2 separate regions of the Homo sapiens genome follow, and region 2 is linked to region 1. Evidence: chromatin loops called from intact Hi-C (ENCODE). Cell type or tissue: PC-3. All regions are shown on one strand. Links, peaks and the distances in the headings refer to the core of each region. The heading gives the core; the rest is flanking DNA. Region 1 has its middle 93 kb from the start of SMAD2. Region 2 has its middle 160 kb from the start of SMAD2.

Region 1 (5,370 bases), core at 200-5,199:
CCCTTCTACCCCAACTCCCCTCCTCCCCTCCCTCCTCTCCTCTCTTCAACCCGACTCCCCTCCTCCCCCTCGTCTCCTCCCTTCTAACCTGATTCCCCTCCTCCCCTCCCTCCTCTCCTCCCTTCTAACCTGACTCCGCTCCTCCCCGCTCCTCCCTTCTAACCTGACTCCCCTCCTACCCTCCCTCCTCTCCTCCCTTCTAACCTGACTCCCCTCCTCCCTTCTATCTCAACTCCCCTCCCCACTTCCTCCTGTCCTCCCTTCTACCCCAACTCCCCTCCTCTCCTGCCTCCTCTCCTCCTGTCTGGCCCGACTCCTATCCTCCCCTCGCTCCTCTTCTCCCTTCTAACCTGACTCCCTTCCTCCATTCCCTCCTCTCCTCCCTTCTAACCTGACTCCCCTCCCTCCTCTCCTCCCTTCTACTCCAACTCCCCTCCTCCCCTCCCTCCTCTCCTCCTTTCTAGCCTGACTCCCCTCCTTCCTCTCCTCCCTTCTACCCCTTCTCCTCCTCCTCTCCTCCTCTCCCTCCTCTACTCCCTTCTAACCTGACTCCCTTCCTCCCCTCCCTTCTCTTTCCTCCCCTCCCTCCCTTTCTTCTTTTTTCCATTTTAAGAACACAAGAAAAGCAAAGGAAAAGGGGAAGGAAAGATCAATAGGTATAATTACTTTAAATGTTATTGATGTTAAAAAGGAAAAGACACCCACACTTTCAGGCACCTACTGAGTGGCAGGAAGGGCCAGTGTTGCGCATGTCCCACCCAAACCCCACGGGGACTTTCCAGGTAGGTGTTGTCACCTCCTTTTTATGAGTGAAGAAGAGGCTAAGCCAGAACACTGAGTGACACTGGGACTCTTACCCTGACAGAAGCACTGGGTCAGTCTGCCAGCACCCCCCAGGGTGGAAGGCTAAACCTGAACTGAGACTGGGAGTGTGGGAGCCTCCCAAATACTTTCCAGCTGACAGGAGCTCTCGGTCTGGAGGAGGATGTCAAGTAGTGAACCCTTGTGTTCCCTGGATGTCCACAGTGGCACATTTTGCTATGTCCTTGCTACCCCCACAAAGGCCCCCCTGCTTGGGAGTCCCAGCCATTTGGAAATGAAAATGCACTTTTGCATTTCCGAGTGTGGCTCCTATGGGAAGGATGTTGAAATGGCAGAATAAAAAAAATTTTAATTACAAGACACACCCGACTCTGCAGTGCTGATTGAATTCAGGAACCCCATTTTGGGGAGGGAGGTTCAGCACAGAGCTGACTACTCAGCAACAGCAGGGAGGTATGGATTAAAGGCATCCTGGGCTCCGAATGTGACGAGAAAGCCTCTATGGCTGTACTTGCTGCTGAGGGAGAGAGGGGACCTAGACCACCCATGCTGATGAACCACGATGACCAGCGCTTACAGTTAGGAAGGCAGTGTTCCCTTGACTTGGGGTGGGTGACACCGTGAAGGAGTATTTACCAATATCTGTAAAGGGCTGAGGTATCAGGAGGAAGACCGCCGGAATGTGCTTTGTCTAAATAGACTTCTGTTCCTAGTGGGAACAGTGGGCCTCATTCTGGTCCTCCACCTCAAAGAGGGCAGGGCGGCACCGTGGTCCGGGGGTTAGTGGCTCTGGGTTCCAGTCCTGGCTCTGGGGTTAGTGGCTCTGGGTTCCAGTTCCGGCTCTGCTAGAGCTTGCCTGGTGGCCTTATCCTCACCATTTTGCCACTTGGAGCTTCAGGCCTCTCATCTGCAGAATACGGCATGGCCATATCACGTTTTGAGGCCCCCCAGCATTAATGAAACTCTTCTTCTGTTGGAGAATTGACATCATGAATCTTTCCTTCTCAGGCCAGCGGAGCCAGGCGCTTGCTTTCCCAGGCAGCTGCGATCAGGTGGGGGCATGGGTCTTGGGCTCTTCCAAACAGATGCGCCAGCATTAGACTTCACGCTGCGGAGAGCAGTGTGAGGGAGTACAGAGTGTGGCACCCATTTTCCCAGGAGACACTGGTGGAGAGGGGGGCCACAAGACAGAGTCCCCATGCCCAGGGCCTGAGCTGCAACGATCTGACACAGTGTGGCTTGGGTGGTTCTGGGCTTCCTTGTTTCCAGGCCGTGTGCTACCCCTAGTCCACTTGGCGACTTTGTGCAAATTAGACGATTAGGCACCCCTTCAAGATGCTTTACTGCCCTCTGCTGGAAAATTCTTTAGTACACAAATGTACCAATCTGTCTAGGGTGTGAATGGCAGCCTCTAAATGTAGTGGTGTTGTGTAGTATGCAACCTGGACAACTGATCTTGGTGGCTCTGCCGGCCTGACTCTCTTCTGGCTTTTGTGAAAATTCTGAAAGAGACTTAATTTCCTATAGTAAATGCCTTTTCTACTTAAGCTAGCTGAAGTGGCTTCTGGTGTTTGACGAATAACTCCGACTGATACGAATAGGGATGCTGATACATGCCTCCTGGGGCTGAAACCAGATGACTCATGGAAGCAAGGGTCTCCAAGAAGGCATAAGGCACCTATGTTACTCAGAGGGTTTGTACTTCATTTATTAATTGTGAGAGGAACATGGGAAAATGATCTAATTCACGCTATCTTCCTTCCTTATTCTGGAAACCTATTTGTTTATTCTTTTGTTTTTGTTGTCAGGGTCAGCGTTCATGGTTAAAGACGGGAGCGCAAGGATGAAAATGTGAGTGTGCATTATACATATTCCAGCAGGGTGACCTGTGGGGAAAATGGCTTTGCCGGGTCTTGCTCATGCACTGTCGTGTCTCCTATTGTTACAAGGAGAGATGACATCAGCCTATGCACCATTTGTCCAGTGACTGAGTGTGTGTGTGTGAGTGTGTGTGTGTCTGGCTGCAGATAATGTGGCCAGGTTCCAGGTTTTCCAGGGCAAATTTGAGATGTTTTGTTTTTATATGTCAGGCCCTTTCTGGACCCATACGTTTTGGTTTAGGCCACGTGGGCACTGCCACTCAAGGTCATAGCAGCCCCTGCCTAGGGTGTGCCAAGGAGGAAAAAGGAGCAGGATCTCCCCAGGGAATCCTCCTTCCATCAATTTATGGAAATTCCTGTCTGACTCAGTCCTCAGCCTTCAAACCTGAAAGGAGCGAAAGGTCCCACATTCCCCATCCCTTTCTGAGCCAGGAAGTGGGATGAAGGAGGGATGGGCGGGAGCTGCGAGGCCAGTAACTGTTCAAGGGTGCAGTTTCAAGGCTCCTCTGCCCAGAGAAACCAGGCTTGTCTGCTGCTGGCAATCTGACAGTGCTTTGCCGAGGGGCCTTTCTTTCCACCTTGAATGAGGAGCAGGGTGGCAAAGGCCAGGAGAGGGAGCCATTGAATCACGTTCACATTTGATGACTCCTTTCAGGGCAGGTTTGGACAGAGGGGAGGGCAGAGAGAAAGGGTGTCTACACCCAGAGGGGTAGTTGTGTTAGGAAGAAGGACTTAGGAGCAGAGAAAAGGAGGACACAGGGGAGTTGGGGAGGGAAATTCACTGGATACAAACCTCCTCATTCTGGAATTTGTCCCAGGATGTCCCAGGTCCTTGGAGGTCCCTTGGCATGAGTGTTGCCTGGCACTTCCCTTCCATAGGGCCCCCCACACCCGCTGGCTCATGCTTCTAGCTGGGGCACTGACCCTGCTGCCCTTATGAAGTCCCAACTTCACCCATTCTCAGAGGGGAAGGGCCACGTACAGGGCACCCGGCTGTGCCCTGTTCCGGAAGTGCCCTTTACATGCTGGTTGCCTGTTCTGCAGTAAGCTCAGAGTTCCCTCAGGGAGGAAAAGCTGTCCAGGCCCCAGGAAAGGAGGAGTGGGGTCTGTAAAGGGCTCTGTTCTTCAGGAAGGGGCAGACTCTGGGTCAGATAAAGGCCTGAGATGAGGGTCTTATTTCCCATTGGGTCTTTACTGTTCTCTTGTCACATGTTTGGGGGCTCTAAATAAGAACCACGGCTTTTCTATGGAGTCCCCTTCTCTGGCCCCAACTTGCTGCAGGTGACTGGTTTAGGGAGAATGGGGTCAGCAGCCCTGGGCCACCACGCTGAGTTTTGTGAACCTGCCCAGTGCTTCTTTTTCACTCGTCACCCAACTCCTTCTGGCATGATTCTTCTTCCATGGTCATATGGTGGATATGTATTCACCTTTTCACAAATTAGATGGAAGGAACCCTAGAGACTCTCTTCTCCAGTATTCTTTTTTTTTGTTGATACAGGGTATATCGCTCTGTCACCCCAACTAGAGTACAGTGGTGTGATCACAGGTCACTGGAACCTCAAACTCCTGGCCTCAAGCAATCCAATCCTTCCTCCTCAACCTCCCAAAGTGCTGGGATTACAGGCCTGAGCCACTGCGCCAGGTCTCCAACATTCTTGAGAGGCAGTGTTGAACTCTTGTGCTGACTGAGAGCTCACTCCTTCACGAGGGACCTCGTTCCTCTTTAGGGCAACTCCAGATGTTAGGAAGTTCTCTTCCTTTTTTTGGGCACCCAGTTGCCTCCTGCAATCTCTCTCCTATTGGCTTGGGTTGGCCAAATTTTTGGTGAAAGTTTCCCCTCCCCAACACACCTGTTGAAGTCCCAAGGCCTGTTCATGTATTCCTTAAGACTTCTTCTCCAGGTAAGCTGCACAGGTTTCTTTGGCCTGTCTTCGGAGGCCTCATCCTCCTTCCTTCACTCCCTCTTCCCTCCACTGGAGGCTCCTTTGCTGTCAGGACCCCACCTCCCTTAGCACCTTGGGGTCCCAGGGTGCAGGTCACACATGGCCGGGCTCCATGGAATTCCCACCTGGCCAGGGCTAGAAGGAGATTTTACTCACAGGAGATCAGGAGCACCCAGGGGTCAAGGCCCACTGGGCCCAGTTCCCTTCCCCTTCTCCATCTTCACCTATGTCACTCAGTGGACACTGACCCCCAGAATGAGGACCACATGATCCTAGAATGGCCGAGCTGAGCAGAATCTTGACGAGCAGCTGGCCTTGCATTTCTTGCACTGGGCTATGCTTACCCCTGAGCCCTCAGCCATGGGCTGGGGCCTCCCAAAGCTGTAGGGTGGCCAAGGAACAGTTCGACTTCACTAGAAGATTCTGGGGAAAAGGCAAGTCACTTAACTGGCAAGTCGATCAAAACGATGTTTTTATATTAAGACAAATGTTATGTAATAGAATGCAGAAGCATGAATTTCAAAGCCAAAACAGGAGACTTCAGAGTTTTACACTACAGATAGGTTACTTTGGGCTATTTCTTTAGTGTTCTGCCCCCAATTTGCCAATCAGCTGGCCCCCTCTGCTGAGGGGTGTTTAGATGGAGAACTTCGAGAAGCTCTGATTACTCCATTTCCTTTATTACTAGAGGTGAGGGAAGGGAAGACCAGAGTGGAGGGGTGATT
Region 2 (5,370 bases), core at 165-5,164, 250 kb before region 1:
TCAAAAAGAAAAAAAAAGGAAATGAAGAAACTTGGACAAGTAGAAAATGCAAAATAAGATAATATTAGTAAATCCAAATTTATCATTAAAACCGTAAACAAAATGGATTAACTTTCCAGTTAAAAGATAAAGTTTGTACAACTGAATTCTTAATAATCCAGCTACAAGCTACCTACAAGAGGCATTCCTAAAACACAGAAACACAGAAAGTCTGAAAGCAAAAGAATGGAAAATACATATACCATCAAAATATTATTCTAAAGAAAGAAGTATAGATAAATATACTGTGATTTGGTCATAAAATAGAATATTGACCAGCAGTGAAAACAACTGAAACATAGCTACACTTACCAGAATGGATCAAATCAGTCACAGAAGAATGTATACAATATGATGCGACCTAAATACATTTCAAAAACATTCAAAACTAAATAACATATTGTTTTTGACAGATACACATGTCATAGGTTATTTAATAAAAGGACACAATAAACATAAAATGTAGGAGGCTGGAGCCTCCGGAGGTGGCAAAGGGATTTGGAAGAGATAACATGGGAGTTTTCAAGGTTATTACAATGGAAATTTAGTAATTATTTTGAACTAAATAATAATAACATACAATATATATAAAAACAATTTCTTAAGCTTGATGCACAGTAGATGTATATTCATTTTATTTTTTCTTTATATCTTTTATATGCGCATGTGTATAATGTTCTTTAAAATGTATTCAAAATTCAATAACTCTTTAAAATTTACTGAAAGCCTGATAGTATATCCCTTTTTTGACCCAGAGAAAAAGTACAATGAATGGAGCCACGAAAAGAAAGGCCTTTCCCCCCAGGATTGCCATGAACTTCACACAAACTCACAGCATCCTGCACAGTCAAGTCTCCACTGAGACAGCTCGACCAAGACACAGAACTCATGAACACTGCAGCCAGGAGACCCACTCATGCTGGGACTCGAGGCAGAACCAAGGAATCCTTGCTCCTTTGTGTCTTTCTGGGGAACCTGGTAGCTGTCTGTCCTCCTCTGAACATCTCAGAATTCTTGTCCAGGTAAGAAATTTCCCAACAATTCTATTTCTGACCAGGATACTATGTGATAGGATCTGTTTCTCATTCAACACATTTTTGTAAGCACCTATCATGTGCCAGGCTGTGGGCTAAATGCTTGGGTTACCATAGTGAAATGTGATGTTACCATAGTGAAATGTGACAAACGGGGTCTTACCTTTAGATGCCCAGAGCCTAAGAGGGCTACCGACAAGCAAATGGGAAAATACAATGGAGAGTGTCAAATGCAATGAGCATGTGAGTTCCACGTACCAGGGAGGAAGACGGGGGAAGGTTCCCAAACTCAGAGTGGCCATTAGGGATGCTTGCCAGAGGAAGTGGCAACTAAGCTGGGAAGACAAAGGGCTCTGTAATACCATCCTCCCAGCTTCAACCTGACTTACATTCAGTAACATGTCATGGACCCATCACTTGATGGTCAAACCTTCCGTGGCTTCTATTGCATATTCAGCCTCCAACACCCAGTGGGATGCTGAGCCCCATTGCTTTACACTCTGATGTGGGAACTGGGGCCTTCCTTTTTGTTATCCCAAAGCAGCTGCCTTCCAACCTCAGGGAGGATGGTACAGGGAGCACCCCTGTTGAGGAGGCGGCCTCAGCTTCCTGCCCTGCTCTGCCCCAGGCCCAAGGCAGTTGGTCTGGTCCTATGGGTCCACTGCACATGGAGGGTGGAAGGAACTAGAAAGCAGGACTCTCACCCTTCCCCCTGGACTCCACCCACCAGAAGCATGCTGAGCTAAATGCAGGTTCTTGACCCCAGGCAGCCCAAGCGGGGGTGTCAGGGGAGGAGGCAAGGAGGCTGGGGAAGGTGGGAGTGTTTATCTTCAGTGGGACTTCCAGTGGAAAGACTGGATCCAAATCCGTCTAGCTGTGTAGGCTTAGGCAAATCACATCACCTACATGGGCCTCACTGTCCTTATCTGTGAATTGGACTCAGACAGGACCTGCCTCTCCCGATGGAAGTAGGGTGAAGGCGTTGATTTGAGGGAAGCCTTCTGAGATGTACAAAGCTCTGCCTTTATTCTGGCCAGGGTTCCTTAGGTCTTCTACCCCTAGTTAAGGCAAAACTTCCTCCCTCCCAAACCAAGGCCACTCTTGCCACACCCTCTACCCAGACCAGACCAGGGCTAACATGGTTCCTGACTCTCAACTCCCATGCAGCCTCCTGAGGGGGCTCAGAAGCCAAGTGCAGAGTGAACGAGGAGAAGGAATGTGACCTGCCAGGGTTTCCCTTCCATATTTGGACCAGAACCATTCTCCATCTCTTGGGAGGGAAGGCAGCTGCACCCAGATTCCAAAAACTCCTCCCAGAGCCTTTCCTAGGGCTTGTCCAGACAGGAAGTCGGCCCAGGGGTTTTCCAATTGCCCAAAGGTGCTATGCACCCCACCACCAGAAGGCGGCGCCCAGGAATCAGCCACTGCCTGTGTCTCCACTCCGTGGCTCCTAACAAAGCTCTTAACTCCTAAGTGCAGAGGCTGAAGCAGGAAGGACCTCGAGGGAGATCATCCACGCCAGCCTCCTTAAAGTTTTGAAAGTCACAGGCTCCTTTGAGAAACCGATGAAAACTACTGACCCTCTCCCTGGAAGAATGCCTCGGCACAGCCGCTCACTATGGTCACACAGATTCAGAACACCCTTGGACCCCCCAGACACACCGCCCAAGGATGCCCTAGGATTTCTTGTAATCCCGCCCAGGAAGCTTGCCCCATCAGCTACCCCCTCAAGGCCTAGAGGCTAAATCAGGCCCAGCACCTCTGCTCCCTGTGGTCAGCCCACGCCTGTGTTTATCCTGGTGATACCAGTCAACGGCTTCAGCAAAGGAGGCTGAAAGAAAGCCAAGGTCATCTTGTTCGAAGACAGGGGTTTATAAAAGTTGGTGGGAGTGGGTACTTCGCGACTTGGAGGATTATGAACTGACTGATTGTCTAGGAGCCTCAAACCTGGAATTAAAAAAAAAAAAATCATGCCGGGGGCAGTGGCTCATGCCTGTAATCCCATCACTTTGGTTAGGCCAAGGCAGGAGGATCACTTAAGGTCAGGAGTTCGAAACCAGCCTGGCCAACCACATCTCTACTAAAAATACAAACATTAGATAGGCATGGTGGCGTGTGCTTGTACTTCCAGCACCTCGGGAGGCTGAGGCAGGAGAATTGCTTGAACCCAGGAGGCAGAGGCTGCAATGAGCCAAGATTGCACCACTGCACTCCAGCCTGGGCGACAGGGTGAGACCCTGTCATTAAAAAAAAAAAAAAAAAAAAAAATCAATAACTAATGCTCTTTTACCCAAAAGGAATCAGGGAGAGAGGGTGGCATTGGAGAGGGAGGGAGCAGGGGGAGGCAGGACTTAGGACGCAGGAGAGACTGCCCCCTTCTCTGCGCCCTGTGGGCTGCTCTGAAGGTCTCGGGGAGCCCATGCACTTTGCACAACAGGTCACAAGGCATTGATTTCTGGGGTAGCGGAATTACCCCTAACAAGACTGTAAACTAACAGTCCAGGAGAAGAAATAAAAGGGCACAAATGAAATGCTGAGAGAATCATGGACTGACAGAAGTGAAGGAGGACCAGTAGAAACAGAGGTCTCAGTCACCTTGCCCACATTCTCCCTGAACCTTCCATGTCAGCCAGCCTGGTCCAGGCCTGGGCTCATCAGCTGTTGTGCCCTGAATGCTGCTGTGGGGCAGGTTCTAGGAGGGTTAGGGGTGTGCTGATGACGATCACGTCCTTGTCCTTCAAGAGCTCCCAACTGAGCTGTCAAGCCAGACACTATGTAAATAACTGCCAGGTGAGCTGCACTGAGGAAAGGAGCTCTTCCAGCTGGGGTGGTCAGTAAAGTCATCACAGAGGGATGGGACTTGAGGAAATGGGGTCCCCAAGGTTGGTAGGTGAGATGACATAAACAATGGCACAGAGGCCAGCAGGCACGAGCTGGAGGCAGCAACACAGAACATGGGCCACTTCCACACCACCCCCGCCCTAGGGTATCTTCCTGCCATCAAACCTCAGTTTCATTGCGATCCACATCTTCCATTCTCCCCACTCCCCCTAGCCACCAATACTTCTCACAAACGTGGAAGCCCTCTATTCTAGAACACCGGAGAAGTGAGCACTCCCACATTACACTCATTCCATAAATGCTTTATGTGCATCTCCCATGTGCCAGGCACTATTCAAGGCCCTGTCTGAGGCTTAAGAGACACAGCAGTGAAAAGGAAAACAATGTCTTGCCCTCATTTGTCCTGGCAAAGAGCTTCTTAGAGTTAGATCTCTGTTCCCAAACCCCTCCCAGGCTCCCACCCTCCTCATTTTATTATCTTGCACTGTATCTCTTGGAAATGGACCCAAAGACCCAAGAGTGGTTCTGCCAATACAGAGGACGATGGGGCTGTCAGCCTGTCTAGGTCTCTAACCGTTTGGTTAATGCTGCTGATAAAGGTAGGAACTAGGTCTTGTTTTAAATATTGATCATAAATACTCCGGTCTCCAAATATGAAGGCACAAAGGCTCATATTTTCACTGTAAGTAACAGAACCCCAACTCAAACTAGCTTCACCACAAGTGAAAATTGTTTATAAGAAACTAAGTGCAGTCACTTTGGGAGGCCAAGGTGGTGGATCACCTGAGGTCGGGAGTTCAAGACCAGCCTGGACAATGGTCTTTAGTAGAGACCAGCCTGGCCCTGTCTCTACTAAAAATACAAAAAATTAGCCAGGCACAGTGGCAGGCGCCTGTAATCCCAGCTACTTGGGAGACTGAGGCAGGATAATCACTTCAACCCAGGAGGTGGAGGTTGCACAGTGAGCTGAGATCCCACCACTGCATCCAGCCTGGGCAAGACAGAGAAAGACTCTATCTCAAAACAAAAAACAAACAAACAAACAAAACAAAAACAATCTAAGTGCAAGGATGAGCTGGGGTTCAGAAACAACTGGAATTGGGGTCCACTCTCCCTGCATCATTCATACTCTACACGGCTCCATTCCTTCAGTCTTTCTCTGTCTTTAGACTGCCTTCTCCAGGACATGTGGGAAAAAATGTGAATAAGGTGGACTTCTCTCTTAGTCCCCACCCTGAAGTCCAGGAAAGAGACAGATGGGTCCAACCTGGGCCAAGGTGCTCACCCCTGGGTCTATCAGTTGTCAGCTGAGATAAGGATGAGACAACAGTTCCTAACACAGCCTGATGGATGGAGTTGAGGAGAAGTAATTCTGTGCAGATGATGTCCAATATGGGCACTTGGCGATCTAGTCCAACGTCTCCATTTTCAGAGGAAATGGAGGTACAAATAGGGA

What was found. Hi-C counts contacts between places; a loop is a spot of excess contacts. Peaks named below come from ENCODE experiments on the same cell type or tissue, not always from the same donor. Only the 100,000 strongest peaks of a DNase experiment are listed, where the experiment ranks them.
Region 2: it touches region 1 in a loop (15-fold over the local background); 84 of 110 quality-filtered maps call a loop at or near these places.

The regions. Positions count from the first base shown.
Region 1 is chr18:48,020,666-48,026,035 of GRCh38, forward strand. No RefSeq gene overlaps it. Among named protein-coding and RNA genes, the nearest start is that of SMAD2, 93 kb to the left of the region's middle. In PC-3, for the core only: CTCF peaks have their summits at 2,175 (motif pointing left) and 3,307 (motif pointing right); DNase peaks (open chromatin) are centred at 2,786 and 3,186; H3K27ac peaks cover 1,479 bases.
Region 2 is chr18:47,770,349-47,775,718 of GRCh38, forward strand. No RefSeq gene overlaps it. Among named protein-coding and RNA genes, the nearest start is that of SMAD2, 160 kb to the right of the region's middle. In PC-3, for the core only: a CTCF peak has its summit at 2,469 (motif pointing right); no DNase peak of the experiment used is centred there.